Regions from separate parts of the Homo sapiens genome. Here region 2 is linked to region 1. A link is a contact called in ENCODE Hi-C data. All regions are on one chromosome and are shown on one strand. The core of a region is the stretch at or near the end of the contact, and the rest is flanking DNA. Distances in the headings are between cores, read along the strand shown. Region 1 holds the start of POGK (pogo transposable element derived with KRAB domain). Region 2 holds the start of GORAB-AS1 (GORAB antisense RNA 1).

Region 1 (5,886 bases), core at 912-3,411:
AATTACCAGAGTAATGCACTGTCTCAAAGACTGGCTTCAATCACTCCCCATTCAGACTCAGATAAAGTCTTATGGAGAATGGGAACAATAACAGAGCTGAGAGAATGTTAGGACAATATATGGTTCAACTCTCTTTTTGCAGATGAAACACCAGCAAAGAGAAGCACAATGACTTAGAAAACCACTTAAACATGAGTCTGTAGTGTATTGTGCCTAGGCCAGCACGTTGCTCCTAGAGTAAGTCTTGTTAGCAATTACAGACCCGTAAAAAGGTGGATCCTCTAAGATCCTCTAACAGTAATTGAGATCATGGGGCTGTGGGCTCAAAGTCAAGAATTCGGGTGGGTCACTCTTAATTTCTTCCCAGGGACACCTAATCCAAGCCCATGAGAACATTAGGGCTCTCAGAGACTAAAACTCTAACATAGTAGGGTTTTTCGTGTGTGTGTGTCTGTGTGTGTGTGTGTGTGTGTGTCTATCTCAAAACTGTATTAATTTCTTTTCTAAGATGCTGGGGTGCCAGCAACATCCCTATTACTCTTCTCCCTTCCTAATGTCCTCCTCACTTTCTGTTTGAATCTGCCATTTCCTCAGAAAAATTAAGAGGGCAATGTCAATCAATTCAAACTAACATGTCACTCCTGTTCTACAAATACTTACTTTTACACAAAAATAATTGTTCATTAAAACAAAAAAGTAAATTCTAGCCTCCCTCCCAATATTTGAACGATCTTTTCCACCCACAGATTAGATCTTCTACGGTCTTGGGTTGTCACCGTGATTGCACTTCCAAGATGTGTACGTTATGTCATGCTACATTTTACGTGTTAAGAGCACAGTGCACAGTGACCTCTCCCATGACTGAGAGAAGTAAAATTCACATGTAAGTAGTAGTGGCCACAAAAACTTGGAAAGACAGGTCTTTTCCAACAGATATTCAGGTCTCAGAGACAATCTGAAGAGTTTGACGGACTCTTTCCTTGACCAAAGTTTAATCAGGCTTAAGTCCTCTTCTTCAGCAGGCCTCCACCCTGGTCCCCTGACCACTCACCCCGAACCTTTGGCCTGCCCAGCTCTATTTTAGCAAGAACCCTGCTAAGTTAGGTTAGAGAGAAATCACCACCCTTGATATCTGATCACCCTGGATATCTGATCAAATTTCTCATTCCCCCACCCTTGATATCTGATCGCCCTAGCCTGCCTTCAGCAAGAATCCTGTTAAGTGGGTTCAGCAAGAATCCCTCTAGGTGCTTGATGTCTCGTATCAGTAACTTTCCATCTACTGACCCCTTCGTTCTGCTCCTTGGCTATACATCCCCAGCTGTCCTTACTGTATTCCGTGTTAGACCTCATCTCTCCCCCCAGTGTGATCATCTTTACACCTATAGCAATAACCCTGTATAAAGTCTTCCTTACTGTTTTAACAAGTGTCAGAATAATTTTTTCTTCAACAAGTTCTCAACAAAAACCCATACCCAGAATCTTTTTCTGGAATGAAAAGGGCTTCAGGGCTTCTCAGGTCACTTTTGTTGTATTGCCCACAGAGCTGAGAGTAAACAACTCCTTTGGACGTTTTGGAGAAGAAAGGTCCTTCTATACACCCACTTCATCCAAGGAATTACATGCTTGGGATATTAAGCAACAGCTACAAAAATCAGGAAGTTCCTTCTCCATGTATATGACGAAGTTCTGGACAGGAGCCCGCTGCCAGAATACGAATACTCTTCCCCAAAGACCCCTCCTCATGCCCCTACACGCTCTTGCCGGTCTAGCCTTTCATTGCCTGAAGCACGGCGAGAACGCCTGGAGAGCTCGTCCAAGCAAGTGCAACCCGCTGGTGACTGCAAATGAGCACATGGAACTGTGCGCCCACGCTACGCTCGGTTAAAATCAATCTGGGCTCTTCCTGCCTCGTCCACGCCGAGGTCACACGCAGCACTGGAAGCGGCCTGCATCGGGCGGGGCGGGGAAGGCCGAGGGCACGGCTACCCAGGCCCGCCAGGGACTGCCCGGACCGGCCGGAAGCCGCGCCTAGAGGAGGGCCCCGGAGCTCGCGCGGGCGCCGTCCCCCGGCGCCGCCGAGGCCTGCTGACATCAGCCGCGCTCCTCCCCTCGCCTCCCAACACCCTCAGCTCCGGGCCGGACCCTCCCTCCTCCCACCACGTGTCCTCCCCGCTCCCTCCCGAGGGGCCGCGCGCACGGGAGGACGGAGAGGCGGAAAGGATGGCGCTGTGACAGCCGGGCCGGAGCCCTCGCGTCCCCACCCCGCGCCCTGGCCGCTGGGCCCGGCGGTGAGTGCGCGCGGGCGGGGGCGGCGGCGGCGCGGCCCCTCCCCCGGGTCCCGGGCGGCTGGGCCGCGGCAGAGGCGGGGGCGCCGAGGCTGCGCCGCCGCCGCCGCCGCCTTTGTTGCGGGCCCGCCGGGGAGGCGGGCGGCGCCGGCTCTCGCCGCCCGGCAGGTGCGCTGGGGCCGGGAGGGGGCCAGGTGGGGAGGCGGGCCGGGCGGAGGGGGCAGCGGAAGCGCTCCCGGCGCGGTTCCGCGGAGAAAGGGAAATGGGGCAAGATGGCTGGAGAAATCCGAACGCGCCCGGGGGCGCGGCGGCGGTGGCGCAGGCGGGGCAGGGCGGGCGGCGGCCCTGGTTGCGGCACCTTAGCGCGGGGAGGCGGCCCCTCCCACCTCTGCCCCGGAGCCGGCAGGGAGACCGCCGCCAAGTTCGGGCCCCAGCTGCAGGCATCTGAAGCCTAGACCCATCCATGCCGCGTTCGCCTATCTTTTTTGGAAATATCGAAGGAACCGACTTTGAACTCCAGAGGGATCTTTTCTTTGGAGGTTCCCCGATGCAGCCCTCAAGATGCATCCGCACTCCACACCTAGGAATTGCCCGCGCCCATAGAGGGCAGGAGTGCGGCCCTTTGTACTGGCCAAGAGTCAGCGAATAGAGAATTTGCAGCCCAGAGGCAATGGGTTATTTCCCTGTCGGGGTGGGCCCCAGCCGATTTCTGCACCTTTTTGGGTATCCAGGCATAACCCTCACTATGTTTCACTGACTCCTGCGTTTGCAAAGTCCCTTAAGGTAGAATGACCCTATTTTCTGAACCAGCTCGTGGACAGAACCTTTGAATTTGGAAAATCCAGGCAATGGGCCTACTGAGCCAACCGCTCCGCCCATGCTTAACTGGCTTCTAGCACCCATTCCAGTTGAGTAAGTGTCCAATCTGTGTTCAGACACCTTCACTGATAGGAAATCAGCACCTTTCCCCTGCCTCTGATTCCTGTTTGGGTGGCACTGGCTGTGAGAAAGTACTGCCTTTCTCACTGCTTAAAACCTTTTCCAGGAGTATTTATCCACTGGCCGGCCTCTGTTCTGCCGTCCAGTCTCTACAAACCAGTCTGGGTTCTCTTCCCCAGATAGCTTTTTAAATATTTGAAGGCAGCCAGATACGTTATCTACCCACAGCCTCTCTTATCATAATTAAACATGTCACCCTGTAGCTTCCTGGCCGACTCTTGTTTCCTTACTTCCCTCCAGCGGGAACAGTGCTTGGGGCTAAAGAGGTTTGTATGTGGCTCAGCCTCCCCCATCATAGGCTTTGGGGAGGTCACAGTGACACCTGGTTTTTCTGAACCTGAATCTTGCTTGCAGAGATGGAGTCCACAGCCTACCCTCTCAATTTGAGCCTGAAAGAAGAGGAAGAGGAAGAAGAGATTCAGAGCCGGGAACTAGAGGACGGCCCGGCAGACATGCAGAAAGTACGAATCTGCTCTGAGGGCGGATGGGTAAGTAAGAAGGTGTGGAGTCCACACAGCCAGCAGATGCAGGCCTGAGAGCCCAGCTTGCTTTAAGTCTCCTCCTCAGACAGACGTGGGAAGTAAAAATAGCCCAGCCCGGTGTGTTTGCATTCCTGAGAAAACAGCTCTGTGGCTTTAAAAGGCAGTGCAAAGAATGGAGGAGGTGTTATGGAAACAGTCCCTCAGCCATGTAGCTTGTCATCGTTCAATTGGAAGTCCTAGAAGCCAGGACCTTGTCTCTCTCGTTCACCCACTTATCCTGCACTGCGTTTGATGCCAGGCACATTGTAGGCACCAAGTAAATGTTTGTTGACTTACTGCTGGTTGAAGGGAACCATTTTAAATAAGACTCGAGTCATTGGGTTGACATGAGAGGTTAGGCTAGTTGGTTCTGTGTGAGCACCTCTTACCACAGTTGACACAGGAGAGCTGCCTGTCCAGCTGACCTGGATAGAAATGGTGGGCAGCAGGGAATACAGAGATTCAGGGTATACACGCAGAATAGTATGATAGAGGTCGGTTTATACAAATGCAAATGCAGTAGATACTTATAGTTACAGATAGTTATTCACCGTAGTTACTGGACTTCGTGGTAATTAGGCATGAATAGTAAACATTTTAAATAAGCAACAAATTGACATTCCTTTTCTCTGCTTATTTTCCGTTGTGTATAAACATTGTCAGTATACATAGTATCCTTTGCTTCCATGAAGAGCCCCTATCCATACAAGCATGGTACTTCTAAATTGTTCCCTACCAGAGGAGAGAACTGGGATGCAGAAAGATTATCTGCCTTGCCCTAAGGTTACACATGAACACTGACATTTGTTCTTCAAAACAGGTCTCCTGAGCTGCACCCTTAAAAGTAATGCATTTTACCATATGTATGCTATACCTTAATTTAAAAAAAAAAAAAACAGTGCAACCACAGGCTCTCAGTTTGCCAGTCTAGCTGTGGACACCGCGCTGCCTTTGTCTCATCAGTGTTCTTTGCCCACCACATCCTTCTTCCCAATTCTGATCCAAGCAGGCGTCAGGTCTATTTAGCCTGGAACAAGAACTCAAGGCAGTCAAAACTCAGGGCTTTGAGGCTAGATTGGTCAACCCAGAACATCTAAATGGAGAGCCTTGGAGAACAGGTGCAATGAAAGTGAATGTTGGGACAGTGAGGAAGGAGCAAGATGAAGACCAACCATGCTTAGGTGGGAAAAGAAGGAAGTAACCAGAAGGGCTGGAGGAGGGAGTCCAGCAGCTGGTGGTGCTGGGGATTGGGCATTTGTGGCCTCCAGGCAATCAGCCATCCATCCACAGTTACCAAGCACAGTGCTGGGCGTAAAGAGAGACTCTTTTCCTGATGGAATTTCCAGTCTTGTGAGCAAGGCAGGAAAGTAAACATAAGTAATAGTAAGCACAGTGTGCAGAGTGCAGTGGTGGAAGTCTGCAAGGATGCACCAGGAGCCAAGATGAGGGGATGCCTCATTCAGGCTGAGAACTCCGGGGCTTCCTGGACAAGGCCTAATCTTGAGCAGTGAGCAATTTTGCCCCCACCCCTGGACATTTGGCAACATCTAGAAACACTACCCCCTTTCCCCACCCCTGGATATTTGGCAATATCTGGAAACACTTTTGTTGGTCTGACTTGGTGGGGGTGCGTTGGGGACTGGGAGATCCTCCTGGCATCTAGTGGATAGAAGCCAGGGGAGCTGCTAGATATCTACAGTGCACAGGATGCCCCCCCACCACCACACACACACACACATACACACACAACAAAGAGGTAACTGGCCCAAAATGTCAGTTGTGCTGAGGTTGAGAAACCCTGCTCTAGAGCATTAGAAGAAAAGAATCTGTTTTTAAAATATGTATTTTGGTTATAGAGAATTATGTTAGGGTGATCAGTGAAAGCTTTTCAAGCATAAGAACTATGATAATATATTAGGATAAAATTCCATAGAATTGAAATAGAAATACAATTTTAAGTAGAAAAAATAAAAAATGTGCTTTGAACTGAGTCTTAGTCATTATGGAATCAGCCAAGGGAAGGGAAGGGGGTTGCATTCCAGGCAAGAGGACAGCACAGGCAAAAGCACTGAGGAGAG
Region 2 (5,802 bases), core at 2,292-4,791, 3.7 Mb after region 1:
ATTAGTCTTCATTTTTATATTCTAGGCGCTCTGATGGAGAATCAACCAGAGATATTGTCTAAATTGTCATAGGTGGTCCCCTTCTATAAACACATAAAGATGCTAAATACTGTATAACATGTTCTTATTTATGTAAACAAAAAATATATATCACAGAGCCTAAAAGAAAGCAAAGAAGATGTTGAAAGGGGGGGCCTCTACCTAGATATAGGTCCTGGGGATTGGGATTCCTACACATAATTTGAAGACAAGATTGCTGAAATAAAGCTGAGTCTAGAAAAGACAGACCATATGATCACAGAGGGTTAGAAAAACTCCAGGCACAGTGGCTCATGCCTGTGATCCCAGCAAGTGGGAGGCCCAGTTGGGCAGACCGCTTGAGCTCAGGAGTTGGAGAGCAGCCTGAGCAACATGGCAAACCTCGTCTCCACAAAAAAATATAAAAATTATCCATGCATGGTAGTGGGCACCTATAGCCCCAGCTACTCTGGAGACAAAGACATGGAAGGATCGCTTGAGTCCTGGAGACAGAGGTTGCAGTGAGCTAAGATCATGCCACTGCACTCCAGCCTACGTGACAGGGTGAGACCCTGTCTTTAAAAAAAAAACAAAAACACAAAAACTTAAGACTGTTGCTTTGGAAAAGCAGTAAGGAGGCTTGCTATCTGTGAGTAATATTATTATGTTTTTTGTTTACATAAAAACATATAACATGTTTTTATTTACATAATCAAAAAATACATCATAGAACTTAAAAGAAAGCTAAAGAGATATAGAAAGGGGGATTCTATGTAAATATAGATCCTAGGGATTGGGATTCCTTCACATATTTGAAGACAAGATTGTTGAAATAAAGTTGTGTATAATTTGTATACATATAAAGGCAATTAAAAAATACTGAGACCTGAGTCCTATATCATATATGGGGGTGGGACCCAAGAACCAAATTTACAGTAGAAGCTGAAAAAATTACCTTAAATCTGGATTAAAACAACTGAAACTTTAGGACCAATAAAACCAATCTGTAGAGACACTTTCTTAACTCAAGGAAGAGAAGACTTCTGCAGAACAAAGAACTTTGAAGATAAATTCCCACTTAAATATTACACAACATTTGAAGAAACTAGCCACCATGAGGGAGAGCCAACAGAAACAACAAACAGGAGATTTAGAACCTAGCAAACTGGAAATTATAACTTTTATACAGACGGATTTTATTATCTTTTACCACGTGTCACTTTCGCTTTGGTTCTCATTAAGGGCCAATGCAAAACCTTTTAAAATATCCTAATTTACATCTTTATTAAGATTACGGATAATTTTTGAAATTCCCCCAGAGTGAACTAAAGAACATTTATGTATAAAATTCAACATGGGGCACACAAGGTGGTTTACTGTTATTAGATGAACTAGATGGCGGTTGCCTGCAACTAGGAAACTGAATTAACTACCAGATTGCCACTGATCCCCATCTACTACTTTGGAGCTAGATAATCTATAACTTGAATATACGTAGTCTATATTCAGTCTATATTCAGAAACTGGTGGTAACTGTCTCCTCCAGGCATTTTGATTGTTTAATATTATAAAAAATGAGTACATATTTAAAATGACGCATCTGCAGCATCCCCAAATTTCAGAAACCACTTTAAGTTTTAAAAGCTCGGATTTACATGGGAAATTCCAAACATCCTTCACTTTTTATCACTTACTAAATCTGAAGTACTCATTTCAACTTTTCTTGACGTGTTTTATTTTGTACTTTACTCCTTTCTTTCATTTTGTTTAAAAATATCAACACACTAAAGCCAAAGTATTTTAAAATGTAAGCCAAGATGAGGTGTTTTGTTGTTCTTACTGCAAAAATAGTGAAAGAGAACCATGAAAAATAGTATAACTAGGTCTCTCTTGAATCATCCTTATCTATGTGTATTTTGACAACGCTTGCATCTTTTAATCTTTGCAACCATATTTCAAATGAGGAAATGGGATCTCAGGTTAGTGTTCAAGGCAGAACCCGAATTACGGTATTAGGATTCCAGGCAGGATCCTAAGAAATGCTTTCCCATCCCCCAGCACCGACGTTTTACAATGTCTTCTCTGAAAAACAGATTTAAAGGGGAGACTAAGAAATCCCGGCCGGGCGCAGTGGCTCACGCTTGTAATCCCAACACTTTGGAAGCCCGAGGCGGGCGGATACCCTAAGGTCAGGAGTTCGAGACCAGCCTGGCTAACATGGTGAAACCCCGTGTCTACTAAAAATACAGAAAATTAGCCGGGTGTGGTGGCCGGCGCCTGTAATCCCAGCTACTCGGGAGGCTGAGGCGGGAGAATCGCTTGAACCCGGGAGGCGGAGGTTGCAGTGAGCCGAGATCGTGCTATTGCACTCCAGCTTGTGCAACAAGAGCGAAACTATGTCTCAAAAAAAAAAAAAAAAAAAAGTAAGAAAAAAAGAAAAAGAAATCCCTTAAGAGGAAAGTTACATATTATAATTATTCACAAAGGAAACAACCCAAAGCAAAAGAAATCTGAGAGCCGCTCCGGCCTGCGAGAGACCTGGTTATGCCTGTTCCCTTTTCATCAATTATACCCCACCCCTTTTAAATGTTTCTTCATCATCAAAATCCTAAATCTGATCATTTCCTGAGTTAATCTGAAGGAGGCCTCCAGCGCTGTGCACACTCCCAGCAAAACACAAGGATTTTAGGGCACACTAAGAGCCACAGAGAGCACCGCTCCCGCCCCACAGGTACAGGACCCCAAAGGCACTTAGATCTCCCGTTTCCGCCACCGACTTGTTGCTCCTTCCCAAATACCTGTTTATCTCCACCCTTATCCCCATCGCCATTTCCCCCCTTAGCTCCTGAAGCGATTAACCAGCAACAGTGAGAAACAATGAGAGAGAGAGAGAGTAGAGGTAAGCCAGAGGAAACGAATGTCTGCGTGGCAAGGTTTCCTTAGGCAGTTTGTCAGGCACTGCTGAAGGCAGCCTGGAAGGAAGCCGGACCCTGAGGCCGGGGAGAGAGGGCCTTGTGTTTGGAGCCCGATGCACTGATTGGCCGCGGCCGGGGAAAAACCCGGATGAGCTGGGCAGCAGTGTTGGCAGTCGCGGCTGCGAGATTTGGGCACTTTTGGGGGTGCCGGTGGCCCGGGCCGATGGCGCAAGGTTGGGCAGGATTCTCTGAGGAGGAACTGAGGAGACTAAAGCAGACTAAAGGTTACAAGATGGGTTTACAGTGGTTTAATTCTTGGGTCTTAAGGGGAAGAGGCGGGGATGCAGCTTTGGCGGGGAAAGGGGGCGTGGAAGCGGCTACGTTTGTGTTAGCGGAAGGCGCTGTAAGTACGTGGACTGGATTAGGGGGTTTCAGAGGAGGACTTACTGGGAGTCACGACGGGAGGGGCAAGCCAGAGGACTGGGATCTTCTTTTAGAAAAAACGGTCCAGGAATCCACTGTAGGGATTTGACTCTTGTGAAAGGAATGGGACTTGGGAGAGGAAGTGAGCCTACAGCCGGGGTGTCTCCCTTAGGGAAGATTGCTGCAGGAATCAACGGTTGGAAGGTTAGGGTCAGGGTAAGGGAAGGAGGAGGGGCGCACACCGTATTAGAATTGTGATGAATTTATAGAAGCAGATGGTTGGAAAAAAGGAGCACAGGCGTCTGAATAAAGGCAAAAATTCGGTACTTTTCACAATTCATCTGGAGTGTTGCATTCACTTCTGGTTGCCAGATGATTTTTGCAGTACTTCCCAATTTTTGAGAATCAGCAAACCAAAAGGGTCTTTGAGAGGGTAGATGTGAAGACTTTATATGTTTATATACATACAGTCTTACTGACTTTGGAGTAAGCTAACCTTGTGCTTCTCTCTCTGGCTTTATAGAGTAATCATTGAATGGGCTTGTACAATTTTTTTGTTGTTGTGGAAGGAATTAAGTTTGCTGATTGTTGGTGGAAAACTTAGTAATATTAATTGCACTTTGCTTGTGGTTGAAATTTCGCAGTGATCTGTATGGTTATCGTGGTAGTACACACAATTTCTGTAAGAAGTGTACATCACTCTTGGTACCTTAATTCAAATACTTTATTTTGGTAGCAAATGAAGTAAACCTTTTGTTAGCGTTTGTGGGGAAATTGGATGTTGCTCTGGTAGCTTGTGCATTTTTAGCATAAATATGAGAATAATCTAGGGCAGACAAGTGGGAAAAGAAGTAAATTAGTAAGATAGGGCCAATGTAGATTATATCGACTGGGGACATTTTGACTGGTCCAGGGGACTTTAAAAACTCTATCATAAAGGTTAGGCTAAGCTATGTAGTTAACTGACTCTGTGTTGCTTGATATACTCAAATTCTTTTGCTTTGTGTTTTCAACATCCATTCACATACTTTGATATACAGGGTACAAGTGCCCTGGCCTCTGGTCTGACTCCAGTAGACTCATGAGGAGACAAACCACAAAGTTATGTGATAGTAGATATTGCAAGAACTTGCTTCAGAGACAAGAGGAACCTCACTCTGCCGGGGATTGGATGGAGCTTGGGAAGATTTCACAAAGTTTGTGTGTTAGCAGAGGCGCATTTTCCAGGGTAAAGATGACTTAATATAAAAATCTAAATTAAACAACATATTCATTATGTAGAAGTATATTTTGAAATATCTTTGCAACCGGGGGTAGATAGAGGATGGTGAGGACCTGAACTTCAAGGCCCACTGTAGTGTGGAAACCAAATCGCTAGTCCGTGACCACCTCGAGGACGGAAAATATCTTAACCTCCTTGTATACCCGTAGCTAAACACAGTGATTGGCATATAGAACTTCCAGCTCTTCCTCTAAATCTTTTCTCCTTGGATTCCTTATTTGTAAAATTAGAGGATTTGGCCCTTTAATTTTAAAGCCATTTCTAGCTGTTCTCTATCTTTAAAAATTTATTGAATAATTTAGGAAGATGGAGTTGGTTGCCAGGAAAAATAAGGACAGTAGTACTCTGGAGACCCCTGTATGGGCATTGAGGAACATAGTCAAGAAAGTTGTTAATAGTCTTGTTTATAATATTAAGAAGTTGGAAACAACCAAAGTGTCCATTAACAAGGGAATGGATAAATAAATTGTGGTATACTCATCTAGCGGGCTACTGTACAGCTGGTGGGAATATATTAGTATTAACTGTAGCCACATGCATTAAAATGTTTGTTAATACAGTATATGTAGTTACACTTGGCCCTTGAACAACACAAGTTTGAACTGTGATGGTTCACTTATACACAAATGTGCATTTAAAAAATACAGTATTTGGGGGATGCAAAACCTGAGTATATGGAGGGCCAACTTTTGGTGTATGTGGTCTTCACAGCGCCAACTGTGGGACTTGAGTATGCACAGATTTTGGTATACATGGGGATCCTGGAACCAATTATCCTCATATACCAAGGATCAGCTAGCTGTATATATAATATATACAGTCACGCACTCAATAACAGTATTTCAGTTAGCAGCGGACCACATATATGGTGATGGTCTGGTAATATTATAATACCCTGTTTTTACTATGCTTTTTCTATGTTTAGATACACAAATACCGTTGTTACAGTTGCCTACAGTCTTCAGTATAGTGACATACTGTACAGGTTTGGAGCTTAGGAGCAAAAGGCTGTACCATATAGCCTAAGTATATAGTAGGCTGTACCATCTAGGTTTGTGTAAATACACTCTCTGATGTTTGCGCAAGGACAAAATTGCCTTACAACACATTTCTTAGAATGTATCCCTTTGTTAAGTGACGTATGATTGTATATAGTGGGGAGGC

The links. Hi-C counts contacts between places; a loop is a spot of excess contacts on that map. Pooled maps may share reads with other maps.
Region 2: a map of naive thymus-derived CD4-positive, alpha-beta T cell shows a loop between it and region 1 (8-fold over the local background). The contact joins the promoter of GORAB-AS1 here to the promoter of POGK in region 1. A Hi-C loop is called at or near these places in 1 of 168 maps with a recorded cell type or tissue (naive thymus-derived CD4-positive, alpha-beta T cell), 1 of 37 single-sample maps with no recorded cell type and 9 of 50 pooled maps.

What each region holds. Positions count from the first base shown.
Region 1 is chr1:166,837,314-166,843,199 of GRCh38, forward strand. POGK (pogo transposable element derived with KRAB domain) reads left to right here and starts at 2,162. Exons shown (of 6, transcript NM_017542.5): 1 at 2,162-2,291; 2 at 3,642-3,775. The coding sequence starts at 3,644. RefSeq lists silencers at 1,918-2,347, 2,448-2,687.
Region 2 is chr1:170,529,068-170,534,869 of GRCh38, forward strand. GORAB-AS1 (GORAB antisense RNA 1) reads right to left here and starts at 3,542. Exons shown (of 3, transcript NR_125958.1): 1 at 3,381-3,542. GORAB (golgin, RAB6 interacting) reads left to right here and starts at 3,099. Exons shown (of 5, transcript NM_152281.3): 1 at 3,099-3,217. The coding sequence starts at 3,157.